Regions from separate parts of the Homo sapiens genome. Here region 2 is linked to region 1. A link is a contact called in ENCODE Hi-C or POLR2A ChIA-PET data. All regions are on one chromosome and are shown on one strand. The core of a region is the stretch at or near the end of the contact, and the rest is flanking DNA. Distances in the headings are between cores, read along the strand shown. Region 1 holds the start of PEX5 (peroxisomal biogenesis factor 5). Region 2 holds the start of LOH12CR2 (loss of heterozygosity on chromosome 12, region 2).

Region 1 (7,697 bases), core at 1,940-4,439:
TTGTCCCTGATCAGATAGGCTTCGGGTAAGAAGAATCAATCCTAAAGGATGCGAGGAGCAATGGATGCTCTCAAGGAAAATTAGACTTGAGACCTTGAAATCTGTAGCAAACGAAGAAAGAACATAAATTAAAATGGTGGGGGTAGAAACCAATTCAGTCCCTTTAATCATCTCAGAAAAATTCAGGAACCATGATGATGTGACTCCCCGAGATCCTGGAACTTGGTAACTTTCTCTATGTGTATCTCTTGTTATTCTTGATATCTTAAACAGGAAAAAGGCTAACTTTTGAGAGCAATCAGGAAGAGGAAAGCTGAAGAGACTGCCCTTCCCACCATGTACCTGATTAGATAGGCTTAGGGCAAGAAGAATCAATCATAAAAGATGCAGGAGCAATGGATGCTTTCAAAGAGGAAAAATTAGGCTGAAACCTTTAAGTCTGTAGCAAAGCAAGAAAGAAGATAAATTGCAGGCCTGACAGTATAGCATCACAGTTAAGGCCACAGGGTCAGGAATCATTCAAATCCAGGATCAAATCCCAACTCTACCACTGACAAAGCTGTGTAACCTTGGGCACACTTCACCTCTAAGCCTCAATTTTCTTATCTTTAAACTAGGTCTAAAAACAGTAACTACCTCTAGGGTTCTCATGGAGAGTAAGTAGATAATGCATTCAAAGCATGTAACACAAGGCCTAGAACGTAACTATTGTTATTAATTTTTATTATCATCATCATGGTATGGTCTTTACCTTCTAAAGCCATACACTTCAGGCACTGGAACTTCACAATAACACTCTGAAGGCCCCAATTCTGTTCCAAATAACTTAAGGCCAGAATCCCAGGTGCTGTAGTGAATACTCTCTTCCTCGGCAACACTGCCATCCATCCAATCTGTAGATCCTCTCCACTAAACCACAGTGATAAAGTAAAAAGGCCAACCAAACTCTTCGTTCTCTCTATCCAAAATCTCTTATCCAGTACAAACCCAGTCCTCTCTTTAATATACATTACATTCCGTTATCACCTAAGGGAAATTGAGTTCAGTACCCTACCCCTCTAGAAATGAGTCATGAGACCAGAAAAATCGTAATCACACTATAACGTGAACAGGGGAAGGGTATAGAATTCTGTCCCATAGAAGCCAATATAGATTTTCCCATAACAAGTTTCACCTGTAACTTCAGAGATGAATTCTTGGGACCAGTCAGTCTCATTATAATCCTGAGTTACATCCACAGCATCTCCAGCTGCAAGAAACTCCTGGGCCCAGTTCTCAGACAAGGCCAAGTCTGCCACACCAGGGGCTTAAAAGAGAGAGAGAGAAAACTAAGAAAGAATACATACATACCATTCCATCATGCCTAAAGAACCCTGAATCCACGTGAAAACACTCTGTTACTTTTGTCTCCTTCTGCATCTCAGGTCCCCAATGCCAGCAGCATCCAATGGAACCCCCTTCCTTGGCCCTGGCTACATGGAAAACGATCTCCCCTCCCACTAGACTCTGGACTCACCTCTCTGGGGAGCCTGGCGGAAGTTTGACTGCTCAATCTGCTGCATCTCAGCCAGGAGGTCATCCATCTTGAAGGTCTGAGGGGCACGGGACACAAGGGGTGCATTCTGGTCCTGCAGGAATTCAGCCACCAACTGCCAGAAGGGAAATGATGAAATGAACCCATAGGCTTGGGAGGCCCCAGCAAGAGGCAGGACCCACTGGAGGGGGATCCCAATGTTAGATACAAGGAAAGGAAAACACAGAAACTGGAGACACATAAAGAGAAACTGTCTTTCCATAGATTTAGAAGGACGAAAAAATACATTTAAAAACAAGCAGGCATTCTCATTCGGTCAGGAAAGCCCAAAAATTGAAATACGGGTGAACTAAGTTTAAAGGTAAAAACACAGTGGGCAAGAGAAAAATGGGACAGAAAAGAGACTGGTCTATTTACCTCATCTTCAGAAGCTACTCCCAAAGGCTTGGAGGCCTAAGAGAGAAAGACAGAGATGTACAATGACGCAGTTCCTCTAAAATCAGGGGTTGATGAAGCCCATAGGCATCTGAGCCTCGGCTTCTTCATCTATAAAATGGTTGCATTTATTTAAAGGTGCACAGGGTTTTCTAGTGTTTATAAACGCTCAGTAAGTGGTAACTACTATGATTTGCAACACAATAGAGAAAGCAGTTATACCAAGATGTGCAAACAGCCCCTCCACCTCAGACCACCACCACCTGGGCTTTCCACCTCAAGAACACTCACTGCCTCAGAGGCTGCACCTGGGCTTTCCACCTCAAGAACACTCACTGCCTCAGAGGCTGCACCTGGGCTTTCCACCTCAAGAACACTCACTGCCTCAGAGGCCGGGGCTCCGGGGGGCCAGGGGCCAGGCCTCAATCCCTCCTGCCGAAGGGCCTTGTCCTGGGTGAAGTGCCCGGCGAGCTTCATGAGCGGGTTGGCACCCCCGCATTCGGCCTCCACCAGCTCCCGCATTGCCATGGTGACCGCCAGCTCTCTGATGGACACAGGAGGTTTGGAACTGAGGTACCCAAGCCAGACCCTTCTCACATCCACAACTCTGCCCGTATCTGAGGAAGGCACACAGGCGTCTGCCCCACACTGGCCGCCCTCCACCCCAGTGCTTTTGCTGCGACCCCCACCTCTGCCAGGAGTTCGAGGGAGGTCGGTACTCTCTCCTGCCGCCCCCCTCAAAGGCCACCGCTTCCAGCCTGCGCCTCTGCAGAGGCCTCCGCGACTACGGTCCCATGGGCTGGGGGCCAGCAGCTGCCTCCACAAAGGGGCCTGGACCCCGGGGGACCACGGGGACGCTTCAACAACCAGGCTGGACGGCGACACTGCCCGAAGAAGGGACAGTGGGAAAACAGCCCGACCATACCTAGCCCCGCGCAGCCCCAGCACGCGGTGAGCACGGCAGAGGAGCATTCCCTCCCCTTAAGTCACCGGAGCCCTTCCCCCGGCTCGGCCCGGTCCCTCCCGCGCTCCCCACCGCCCATCTCCCCGGCCCTGCTGCCGCTCCAGCCCCGCCCCTGGGACCCGCGAGGCCACCGCAAGGGTGGGGAGGGCCCAGGGACGCGGCCCCGGGCCCCCTCGGGGTCAGGCGCTCACCGCGGAGCGCCGCGCCGCACGACCCGCCGGGGCACCAGGTGCTGGCTTGGGGGAGGGGAGAAGAGGGGGCGGGGAGCCAGGGGGCGGGGCTCAGGCTTAAAGGGGCCGTGACCGCCCCGCAGCGGCCCAGGCCCAGCGGAAGCTGTCTGAAAAGGCGGGGCCTTAAGACTGCGACGCAGCCTGACGGGAAGAGCCGTGAGTCTTAAAGGGGAAGAGCACCTTAGAGAGCGGGTCTTGGAGAGTCGCCTTTAGGAGCGCTCGAAAAGGCCACGGGCCCTAGGATTTGTTTGACGGAAAGCTCAAAGAAGAGTGGAGCTAAGAAGGGCTTCCCAGGCTCTGGGGGAAAGCCGAAGACGCGAGATCCTAGGCTCAGTCGATCCTGCCTCTTCCCTTGGGCGCATTGTGACCTAAGGGGATTCAGTGCCCTTTCTGAGCCTCAGTTTTCCCCTCTAAAATGGGGCTGGCTAATGTTCCCAAGCCCAAGAAAGAGAAAAGCCCTAACACCAGGGGCTGGGGAGTCCAGTCCGAAGCCTTCTTCAGCCTCCTAGGCCTGCCCCGCTTCCAAATAACCCCTAGCGGGGTAGCGTCACTGTCTCCATGGAGACAGGGGCCCGCCCCCGCCTTAATCCCTCTCCACCTCTGCATAATGGGGAAAATAGCACTGCATGATGACAAATTCCGGAGACCAAAATAGGGTCCAACGCATCCTGAGACCTCGAGCTGGTAACGTACAGGGAAGGTGAACAGTGAGTCAGCCCTTCCTTCCGCTAAGTCAACATAGTGGCCTTATTCCCATCACTCCAGGCTGGGAAAGGACAAACATACAAGAAATGCTTTTAATCACGGAATAAGACTAAGCCTCAAGCCCCCTCATCTGCCAAAGAGTGTGCTCTGCTGTCAAACCTCAAAGTCATTGAGAAACAAACCCTGATAATCTCACCCAGCTTCAAGACCAAGGGAGTCCTAGTGTCATGGAGAAGAGCAAGGAGGGGCCCAGGGCTGCCGGTAAATGACCAAGGGCAATAATGCCAGACGAACAGAAGTACCATCCCAGCCCAGGGTGCATGAGCGGAGGCAGGCAGGCAGCAGGTGGCGCCATGGGCCGGGCTTGTTTCCTGGCTGTTCTGCAGATTTCAGAGGTGGAGGCCTCAGGGGGCCACAGGGAATGTCTGTGTAAACTCATCCCTGGGAAGACAGAGAAGCTGCTCTGACACCTCAGGGGAACAGAATGGCAGGGGACAGACCATAAGACTGTGCAACATTTCTCCTTTTCCTTGCCTTTTCGCCCTCTTTCAGAGGCCCCACTTCTACACCCCGTTTTCTTCCGGAGCACACAAATCCCAGCCCTTGGGCGTCCCCTGTTCTCAGGCTGCCATCGTGAGGAAAATACCTGATAAACTAAACCACACAAGGATGAAGAGATGCCCTCCAGAAGGTGCATACTTTTAAAAAGAGGACCCCCTAGAGAGAGCAATGTTTAAAGGAACCCATCTGATACAGTAGAATTTCAGAACCTCAAGGCAACCAGAGTTTCCCAGTACCACTTAAACATCACAACACACATAACCTTCTGCTCTGCTAGGAGTTTATCAACTGATTAGCCGTAACTCACTTTGTGTGCAGATCTTGGAAGAATGCTAATAATAATAACTGATGTTTACTAAAATCCAGGTGTTGTGTAAAACACTTTATGTATCTCAATGTTTTTAATCTTCTTAATACCCCTATTAAATAGATATTAGTAGACCCACTTTACAGATAAGACTTGTGCAAAATCAGATGGCTAGGAAGTCAAAATTTAATCCAGGCATAACTCTAGGCACCTACTTCCCAGTCTTAGAGAAGACTTACTGATAAACCATGGAGATCTTTGATCTCCTAGGCCATAGAATCATTCACAGAACTTGGTCCACAGTCCCAGCCAGAGGTGCTGGGAAAGGGCTAATAGAGTGACTTTGGTGTTTAATATTTAATTTACTGAAGCTCTAGATTTGAAACCCTAGATTTTGTTAATCCAGGTTCAACTTTAAATTCTTGTTCTATTCATAAAAGTAGTAATTTTTATAAAATAAAAATAATTTTTACTTATTCTTTAATGTTTGACGAATTCAAGTTCAATAGATGTTTAGACACACATTGCATTGACTGTGTGCCAGGCATTGTTTCAAGCACTTTTCAACTATTGATTTATTTAATCCTCCTAATAGTTATTAATAATAACTATTATCCCCCATTTTACAAAAGAGGAAACTGAGGCACAGAGAAGTTGAGTGACTTGCACAAGGTCATACTAATAAATAGCAGAGCTGGGATTTGAACCCAGACCACGGTCACCAAACTGTAAAGGGCTCAATGGTCAATATTTTTGGCTTTGTAGTCCATGCAGTCTCTGTCACAGTGACTCAACCCTGCTGTTGGAGCACAAAAGCAGACATAGGCCACACCTAAACAAATGAGCATGGCTGTATTCCAGTAATGCTTTTTATGGGGACTGAAATGTGAATTTTATATAATTTTCATGTTACAAAATATTCTTCTTCTTTTGATGTTTTTCCAACTATTTAAAAATGTCAAATACTTATTTGTTTTGAGACAGTCTTGTTCTGTCACCCAGGCCGGCATGCAGTGGCGCAATCTCGGCTCACTACAACCTCTACCTCCTAGGTTCAAGTGATTCTCCTGCCTCAGCCTCCCGAGTAGCTGGGACTACAGGCACATGCCACCATGCCCAGCTAATTTTCGTATTTTTAGTAGAGATGGGGTTTCACCATGTTGGTCAGGCTGGTCTCAAACACCTGACTTCAGATGATCCACCCCCCTTGGCCTCCTGAAGTGCTGGGATTACAGATGTGACCCACCGTGCCCAGCCAAAAAACGTCAAATACTTCTTAGCTTGCAGACTATGGAAAAACAGGGACCAGGCCATAGTTTGTGGATCTTTGACCTACACAGTCTTATTCCAGAGTCCATGCTCTTAAACACTGTGCTGTACTTCTGCTTTTTAGAAATAAAAGACAAATTTCCTAATATTTTTAACTATGTGACATTTAATATTCATATTTTAAATACCTGACAGGGCAAACAACACTACTAGGCAAAACCTTTCTGAACTTTTATTCAACCCTTTAATAAATCAAACTTATAAACATTTATTCAATTTTCTTAATCCTCTTAAAGTCATATGTCTAAAACTCTTTTCTTTTCTTTTTTTTTTTTTTGCTGTTGCAAGATTTAATAGAGTGAAAACAGAGCTCCCATACAACGGGAGGGGACCCAAAGGGGGTTGCCACTGCCAGCTCAAATGCCTGGGTTTATATCCCGATCATTGTCCCTCCCCCTGTGCTCTCAGGCAATAGATGATTGACTATTTCTTTACCTCCTGCTTTTAGCCTAATTGGTGTTTTAGTGAGCTCTCTTTACTACCTGATTGGTCAGGTGTGAGCTGAGTTACAAGCACCCTGTTTAAATGTGAGTACAGTCATCTTCCCCAGCTGGGCTTAGGAATGCTTAGTTGGCCTAGGAAATCCAGCTAGTCCTGTCTCTCAGTCCCCCCTCTCAACAGGAAAACCCAAGTGCTGTTGGGGAGGTTGGCCAACGACTGCTTTAACTGCTTCCTGCTGAATTGGGGCATAGTAGGTCATGCAGTTGAGATTTCCTCAGCAGGGGTGCCTTTGATGTCATCAACATCAGAGCATGGCCTAGCAGGTCCAGGGGTCTGTAGTAGATCTTAGTCATGGACTGCATCTGGGGCTCCATTTGAAGAGCCATTTGTAGTTTTTACAGCTTTGATTCTGGAAGAGACAAACTTAACAAGGAGGTTAAAGATACAGGGATTGAAATGTATGGCCTGAAGTGCAGGGGGAGGCACATCCAACAGTTAGTAGGGTTTGGGGATAAAGATAAGCCAGTATTGGCTGGATACGTTCCTCACTGAGGGCCCTGGTGCCTTTGGATAATTTTAGCCCTAAGTATTTAACCTGCTGTAAGCAGAACTGAGCCTTTGGTTTGGAAACCTTGTAGCCACAGGTGGCGAGGAAGTTTAAGAGCGCTTGGGTAACTCGATGGCACAAGGTTTCTGAACGGGCTGCTAAAAGTAAATCATCCACATACCAAAGGGCAAGAGTGTCCAAGTATGAGAACTGGCTCAAGTCTTGTGCTAATGCCTGGTCAAATAGATGGGGGCTATCCCTGAACACTTGGGGTAAAGCAGTCCAGGTGAGTTGAGATGTTGGGTTCAAAGGATCTTCAAAGGCAAACAAGAATTGAGAGTCGGGATGTACGGGGATGCAGAAAAAGGCATCCTTAAGATCCAGGACTGTAAACCACTCTGCTTCCTCTGGTATTTGTGAAAGCAAAGTATAAGGGTTAGGTACAGCTGGGTATAGAGGGACAACGGCCTCACTGATAATCCTGAGATCTTGCACTAACCTCCACTGTCCATTGGGTTTCTGTACTCCTAAAATTGGAGTATTGCAGGGACTATTGCATGGTTTTACTAGGCCTTGGGCTTTTAGGTCCTTAACGATCTTTTGAAGTCCAAGTTGGGGCTTGTTGGGCTGTCCATCAGAGAGCT
Region 2 (7,697 bases), core at 2,040-4,539, 5.2 Mb before region 1:
AGAGCCTCGCTCTGTCGCCAGGTTGGAGTACAGTGGTGCAATCTCGGCTCACTGCAACCTCCGCCTCCTGGGTTCAAGTAATTCTCTTGCCTCAGCTTCCTGAGTAGCTAGGACAACAGGCATGCACCACCACATCTGGCTAATTTTTGTATTTTTAGTAGAGATGGGGTTTCACCATATTGGCCAGGCTGGTCTCGAACTCCTGACCTCGTGATCCACCCACCTCGGCCTCCCAAAGTGCTAGAATTACGGGTGTGAGCCATCACGCCCAGCCCATTACAGGATTATATAACATGAATGAACTTCTTTCATAACTAAATATTTTCTTTTTCAGCACACAAAAGTATAGGCAGATTGTTTTTACTTTCTCTTTAATTCTCCTGCTATCTTGAGATATATATATATATCTCCCTATTTCTAAAATGAGAAATAAAGGGTACAAAATTTAACTGTGACTTGCCCAAAGTCAGCAGTGCTAGACAGTTAGGAAAGGAATTAGACATCTACAAGTTATTGGTACACAAGGCCCATCTCTGCGACACTGGAGTTGCAAAGCTGTCTATCCACCCTACCACATCAAGCCAGCTATGTTTAGTAAGTCCAGGAAAAAAACCTGTTCTCAACCCCCGAATGACTGGCCTATTCCCGAGGCTTCAGCCTCCTCACTCTTTTTTTTTTTTTTTTAAGTCAAGGCGGCTGGGCACGGTGGCTCACGCCTGTAATCCCAGCACTTTGGGAGGCCAAGCCAGGTGGATCACTTGAGGTCAGGAGTTCGAGATCAGCCTGGCCAACATGGTGAAACCCTATCTCTACTAAAAATACAAAAATTATCCAGGCGTGGTGGCATGTCCCTGTAATCCCAGCTACTTGGGAGGCTGAGGCAGGAAAATTGCTTGAATCCGGGAGGCGGAGGTTGCAGTGAGCCAAGATCATGCCACAGCACTCCAGCCTAGGTGACAGTGAGACTGTCTCAAAAAAAAAAAAAAAAAAAGAGTCAAGTCTCACTACATCGCCCAGGCTGGATTTAAACTCCTGGGCTCCAGCAATCCTCCCACCTGGGCCTGAGTAGCTAGGACTACAGCCCCCTCACTCTTAAAATTATAGCATTAGTCCAGGGCAAAAATAGCCAGTAAGTCCATTCTAGGCTGAGGCAAAAATCAGAAATTTGGAGGACAAAGAGGGAGATCAATTCAGGTTCCTTGGGAGAAAGTAATCCATTTGGAGGGAAGTGATTCAAATTATAAAGGACTCCCTAGACCAAGAAATCATCCTCTCCCCCAAATATCTTCCAGACTGGGACAAGAATGAATCTTTAAAGTGTTTTATGCTCTAGAAGGTAATATTCCCAGGCTCATTATAGTCATATCTCAAAGGTTAATCCAGGGATGCCATAGAACTGTTCTGCCTCCTAGAAGCTCGTCTCCGGAGGCTTGGCATTCACTCTTCTAGAAAAATCTCTGCTGCTTTTATTTCTTTTCAAGAAATATTTATTTACCTGTTTTGGTAATTTACCTAACATTTTACAAAAGCCATGCCAGAAATCTTTCCTGCTATAAATTGTGATTCCTCCTTCCCCAGATACCAGAGGAAAGGGGACTTCAAAACACTCTAGCTAACCTCTACTACTTTATCTGTAAAATGGGATTACTGCAAAAATTATATGTAAATGTATGTAAAGTACCGGGCACAGGGGAATAGGCAAATTCTAACATCGGAAATGCTCGAATGCTGTTGGTTCATGGGCAAGAAAACAAATTAAAAAGATGCCACACCGCTTCCCCCTAAAATATGTTTCTGCCCTGCCATAGAGGCAAGAATGTCAAAGGTGGCAATTATTATATTTCTTATAACAGATATGACACTCTGGCCCTTCCAAGGAAATAGAAAAACGTAGCAAAGCTAGTAGATGCTGCTCACCATTCAAAGCTGCCCCAATCCAGTCCCCAGAATGTAGGTCTGAACTAGTCTTGAAAGTCACACCTTAAAGTGAAACACCCTTAGATCTATTAGCTTGCCTATTTCTGAATTACAGCTCCTATCAAGAACAGAGAACTTCTAAAATCGGCGACTCTTTTTAGGCCCCAGATTTAACCAATTTGCGTTAGCAACCCCGGAGCTTAACCAAAGCACTCCCAGCTGTCCTAGCGTGTGGGTAACAAAAAAAGCAGCAAATGGTCCTCAATTAAACATCAGCTGCTTTATCTATTTATTGAACACTCACTGTATTGCAAACACAATAATCCTCCCATTCTTGTCTCAAACGCTTAGAGAAGTCTAAAAATCATGGACAGAGAACAACAATGGAAAACACCAGTGCCTGCTGTCTGGCCAACCTCTACAAGATTAGAAAACGGACCAAGACACCTTCTGAGAAGAAAAAGCTGTTTCTGGAGACCTTTGCACTAAAGGGTTCAAAGCAAGTGGACACCTATCACATATCCCTTCAGAAAAGGAACCTCTAACACCCGTTTTTAAGAAACAGACTGTTCTTAGAGGTCCTATAATCCATCCACTGTGTGAGCCAAATCTCACTACATCAGCCATGAGCACTAGAGCCAAAAATTAATTAGCTCGTCTTTTAAACAGGAGGCTGTAGCTGGGAGAAACGGCTGTTTTGAAAATAAATAAGGGCACTGGCGCCCACGCTGGCTTAGCTTGCAGTCACACGCACTTCCATCAGGGGAATCGAGGCCAGGACAGATGGTGACTTTTTTTTTTTCCTACTAGCACGGTGAAGGCTTTTTCTGTGCGTTCCCGTCCGCAGTCCCTGACCCTAGTCTGGGAGGCAGCCCGCTCTGCAAGGGGACAGGGCGGGCTGGAGGAGGGTGGGAGGTTAGGACACCGACCTGAGGAGTTCAGATCGTTGGGTCGGCTCTCGGCCTCGGAGCTCTGCTCACTGCCCATGGTGCCGACAGCGGTGGCAGCAGAAGAACGGCGGGCCGGGCGGTCACCGCTCCGGCGGCGGGCGACAGGGCAGGGGCCAGGGACCGGGACGGGGAGGCAAAGCAGAGTCTGGGCGCCGCAGCGAGGCTAATGTGTGGGGCTGACGCGTCCAGCCCACGCAGGGGCCTGGGCGGCGGGAGAAGGAGAGGCCCTATTTGGGGAACAGAAACGCAAGGAGGCGCGGCGCGAACGCACGCGGCTAGCCCTCCTTCTTTCCGGGAGCCCTAAGAGAACCGGCAGATGACACTGGCTTTGCCGCACCTGCGGCCGGCGGGCGGCGCCGCTTTCACTCACTGGTTCACGCTCCGCAAGCTCGCTCCTTCCGGGACGCAGATGGGCGGTGCCGGCTACGCAAGACCTTCAGTTCCGGATTAGGAGGCCCCGCCCCCCGGCCCGAGGGAGGGGCGGAGAGACCCGCTCCTGCGACTTAGGGCGATGCCACCTTAAAGGGCTTGACCTCCTCGAAGCCAGAACTGCGGAAGAGGGTAAGCCCTTTCCTGTTGTAAGGATGCGTCACCTTTAAAACACCACCCACACTATTAAGCTCTTCAATACCCACATGTGAGAACAACTTTACAAAATAGGTATTTTTAACCCTGTTTTACAGATGGAGAAAGAAACGCTAGATAGACCCAGGATTCGAACCCACAACAGCTTGGATGCAAAGCTCATTTTGAATTCTGAAGAGCTGGGAGTTTAGCAGTGGACGACCAAACAAAAAAATACCAGAAGACGGTGAAAGCAGCAGCTGGAAATGAGAGAAAAATTAAGAAATAGAAAATGCTGTTTCATGTATTAGGGAGTGCACATCTTTAAAGAGAAGTGAAGAACCTTTTTGGCTAGGCGCTTTCTGGGGACCTTGGCAGTTATCAACAAGTCACTCTGAAACTAACAGAAGGTGAGGAGGGAGTAATCCAGAAAGGAAACTGCCATTTTTGCTAGGGCAAGAAAGTAGACCTAGCAATGCAATGCCATCAAGGAGTTAGCTGGCTCTAGCGTTCTCCGAACTTTGCAACTCATTTTATATTACATTGTCTGCGTCAAGAAATTTCAAGTAAATGCCTTGAGATTTTATATGTATAAAATGTAGTCTCTGGCCAGGCGGGGTGGCTCACGCCTGTAATCCCAGCACTTTGGGAGGCTGAGGCGAGTAGATCACGATGTCAGGAGATCAAGACCATCCTGGCTAACATGGTGAAACCCCGTCTCTACTAAAAAATACAAAAAATTAGCCGGGCATGATGGTGGGCGCCTGTAGTCCCAGCTACTCGGGAGGCTGAGACAGGAGAATGGTGTGAACCCGGGAGGCAGAGCTTGCAGTGAGCCGAGATCGCGCCACTGCACTCCAGCCTGGGCGACAGAGCGAGACTCCGTCTCAAAAAAAAAAAAAAAAAAAAAAGTCTCAGAAGAAGTGTCAAGTTGACTAAATGATTTTTAAGTCCCTTCCACTCTACTATATCACAATAATTTCCCCTATTTTACCTTATTTAATTTTCACAACAACCCTGCAGCCTGTAAGTAGGTGACTCCTCCATGGTCAGCAGGTGGTCAGTGGTCGAACTATTTAGGACTATCTGATGCTCTTTCCTCTGCTCACCATTGCAATACAATGAGAAAAATGCAAATGAATCTAAGTACAGTGTTCTCTGGGAATATGAAGATAGAACTAAAAACTGCCTGAGAGATCAGGGCAGGCTTCTAGAAAGTTGTGTCTAACTAGTCTTGAGGTTTACATAAACCACACCAGGCTGATGGGACTGGGAAGGGCCCACTAAGCAGTGAGACCATTCCCTTTTGGAGAGTCCTTGCATCCCCTCCCAGATTTCCTCTTTGAGGGGAAGGTGAGAGAGGAGGTAAAAGGGGTGAGGAATGGAGAATAACTCATTCTGGTTCTTGTTTCCCCTTTTCCACATAAAAGTATATTTGTCTTGTGTTCCATACACCAGTCCATACTGATGTGATGGTGTTTTTTATGCTTCCTTTTGAATAAACATTTCATTCTTAAAAGGATAGTCTGTCGCATCAACTGATGAATGGATAAATAAAGTGTGGTAATCATGGAATATTTATTCAGCCAAAATGAGGGAAGGATGAAATCATACTGATACATGCTACAACATAGAGTAACCTTGACAACATTATTCAATATGAAAAAGGCCTGTCAGGCCGGGTGCGGTGGCTCACGCCTGTAATCCCAGCACTTTGGGAGGCCGAGGCGGGCGGATCACGGGGTCAGGAGATTGAGACCATCCTGGCTGACAAACTGAAATCCTGTCTCTACTAAAAATACAAAAAAAATTAGCCGGGCGTGGTGGCGGGCGCCTGTATTTCCAGCTACTCAGGAGGCTGAGGCAGGAGAATCGCTTGAACCCAGAAGGCGGAGCTTGCAGTGAGCAGAGATCGCACCACTGCACTCCAGCCTGGGCGACAGAGCGAAGACTCCGTCTCAAAAAAAAAAAAAACAAAGCGTATCACAAAAGACCACATATTGTAGATTTCATTTATATGAAATGTCCAGGAGAAGCACTACAGAGAGAGAAATATGTTAGTGTTGCCTAAGGCCGAGGAGGGGTACGGGTGGAAGGGAAATGTAGACTATTATTGGGTATGGGGTTTCTTTCTGGGGTTGATGAAAATGTTCTAAAATTGTAATGATGAATGCACAACTCTGAATATATTAAAAACCACTGTAGAGTACACTTTACCAGGGTAAATTGTATGGTATACAAATTCCATATCCATAAAGCTATATTCAGTAAAAGAACATATGAAGATAAAATTCCTTCCTTCACTGGCTTAACATTTCTTGGGAACCTGAAATGTTCTAGGCACTTGCTACACGTTAAAAATAAAAAATTCAACAAGGCCCAATCCCTGTACTTAGGAAGCTTACAGTCTGGTGGCAAGAAAATTAAATGAGCATTTATATAACATAAGGAGTCTGCTGGAAGAGCTTTATAGCTAGGAAACATTTCAGATTGATGTCTTTTAGCACCTTTAAAATCCCTTCTACATGAGCAGCAAACTGTGTTATTGTATATGTAATAACTAGCAATTGAACAGCCTTTTTGAGTTTACAGGTCTGCAGGTCTATATGTTAGACCTGCATAAAAAGGTCTATATTATGACCTGCGTGTAAAGTAGATACCACTTTCCTAATTTTACAGAAAAGTTAAGTGATTTATTCTTGGTCACACAACTAGTGAGTGATAAAACCAGGATTCACGTTTTCAAAACTCATCATGCCTCTGTCCACTCCAGACTGACTCCTCTTCCCGTGTCTTTATATGACCTGGTACTCCCACCCAACCAGGCTCCCAAGCCAGAAGCCTGCTTACTGTCAGCACTGCATCCAACCAATCGTTGTGTCCTGGAGAGCCTCTCCTCTTAATTTCTCCTCTATCTGCATGCCCATTTCAGGGCCTTATCACTTCCGTTTCTTGGAAGAGAGGCCTCTGGCCTCACGTCCCTCAATCCATCCCTCCTGTGGCAGGTAGAGATAATTTTCTAGAATATTAATTAGGTCTCTGGACCTGTCACTGCCCTACAAAAAGCCTTCAGGAACTCCCCATGCCTTTAGGATAAAGTTTAAGATTTAACATATGAAAACCTTCCTGCTCTGACCCCAGCCTCTCTCTCTATTCTTCTGTGTACACTGGTAACCTTCCTAACAGGCTGAATTTCCTGTGGTCATGCAGTTTCCTATTCCTGAAATATTCAGCCTTTTCCTCCTCATCTGCTAATAACTTCATTCTTCAATAATTAACACCTCTTCCCAGAAATTGGGATCAGATGTCCCTTCTCTGAGCCTTTTTAGTTGCCATCTTCTATCATAACATTTATTCTTTTCTTGGGGAGGGCAGGGACAGGGTCTCACTCTGTTGCCCAGGCTGGAGTGCAGTGATGCTATCATGGCTCACTACAGCCTCCTAAGAGCCTCCTAGGCTCTTAGGAGATCCTCCTGTCTCAGCCTCCCAAGTAGCTGAAACTACAGACGTGTACCACCACACCATGCTAATTTTTATTTTTTGTAGAGATGGAGTCTTGCTATGCTGCTCAGGCTGGCCTCAAACTCCTGGGCTTAAGTGATCCTCCTGCCTTGGCTTCCCAAAGCACTGGAATTACAGGCATGAGCCACTACACCTGGCCTTCATCACACTTAACTGTTTACACAGCCATTGATTTACTTTTTCTCCTTCTGAACTATGAACATCTTAAAGGTAGATCTCATTGGTATTACTGGTCTTTAGTTTCCCCTGCAGGTGCTTAATACATGTTTTTTTTTTTGTTTGTTTGTTTGTTTGTTTGTTTGTTTTTTGAGACAGAGTCTCACTCTTTCACCCAGGCTGGAGTGCAGTGGCTCGATCTCGGCTCACTACAAGCTCCACCTCCTGGGTTCACACCATTCTTCTGCCTCAGCCTCCCCAATAGCTGGGACTACAGGCGCGCGCCACCATACCCAGCTAATTTTTTGTATTTTTATTAGAGACAGGGTTTCACCATGTTAGCCAGGATGGTCTCGATCTCCTGACCTCGTGATCCACCCGCCTCGGCCTCCCAAAGTGCTGGGATTACAGGCGTGAGCCACTGCGCCTGGCTGCTTAATACATGTTTTCCGATTACTTTTAAAGAAATCTTTCTCCACATAGATGGGACTTCTAACCCTCAGAGAAGAGTGTCAAGAATCTCTTCAGGAAATGAAGTGACAATGGATATAATTTCTAAGTTATGACTCAGGCCAGAAATTAAAGTTT

The links. Hi-C counts contacts between places; a loop is a spot of excess contacts on that map. ChIA-PET counts read pairs that join two places held with the same protein, here RNA polymerase II (POLR2A). Pooled maps may share reads with other maps.
Region 2: a loop to region 1 is called in a pooled map, with 16 times the contacts of the local background. The contact joins the promoter of LOH12CR2 here to the promoter of PEX5 in region 1. A Hi-C loop is called at or near these places in 4 of 50 pooled maps. POLR2A ChIA-PET finds 5 or more read pairs at or near these places in 2 of 52 experiments (OCI-LY7 and activated naive CD8-positive, alpha-beta T cell).

What each region holds. Positions count from the first base shown.
Region 1 is chr12:7,185,178-7,192,874 of GRCh38, reverse strand. PEX5 (peroxisomal biogenesis factor 5) reads right to left here and starts at 3,189. Exons shown (of 16, transcript NM_001351132.2): 1 at 3,125-3,189; 2 at 2,351-2,513; 3 at 1,952-1,987; 4 at 1,517-1,649; 5 at 1,175-1,306. The coding sequence starts at 2,497. RefSeq lists enhancers at 2,363-2,442, 1,900-2,615, 2,473-2,622, 2,616-3,332, 3,333-3,392 and 2 more and silencers at 2,813-3,222, 4,243-4,292.
Region 2 is chr12:12,352,659-12,360,355 of GRCh38, reverse strand. It overlaps LOH12CR2 (loss of heterozygosity on chromosome 12, region 2), which reads left to right and starts at 3,289. Exons shown (of 2, transcript NR_024061.1): 1 at 3,289-3,428; 2 at 3,551-4,948. It overlaps BORCS5 (BLOC-1 related complex subunit 5), which reads right to left and starts at 3,278. Exons shown (of 4, transcript NM_058169.6): 1 at 2,847-3,278. The coding sequence starts at 2,904. RefSeq lists enhancers at 1,849-1,928, 2,815-3,493, a silencer at 2,869-2,948 and a cis regulatory region at 6,113-6,548.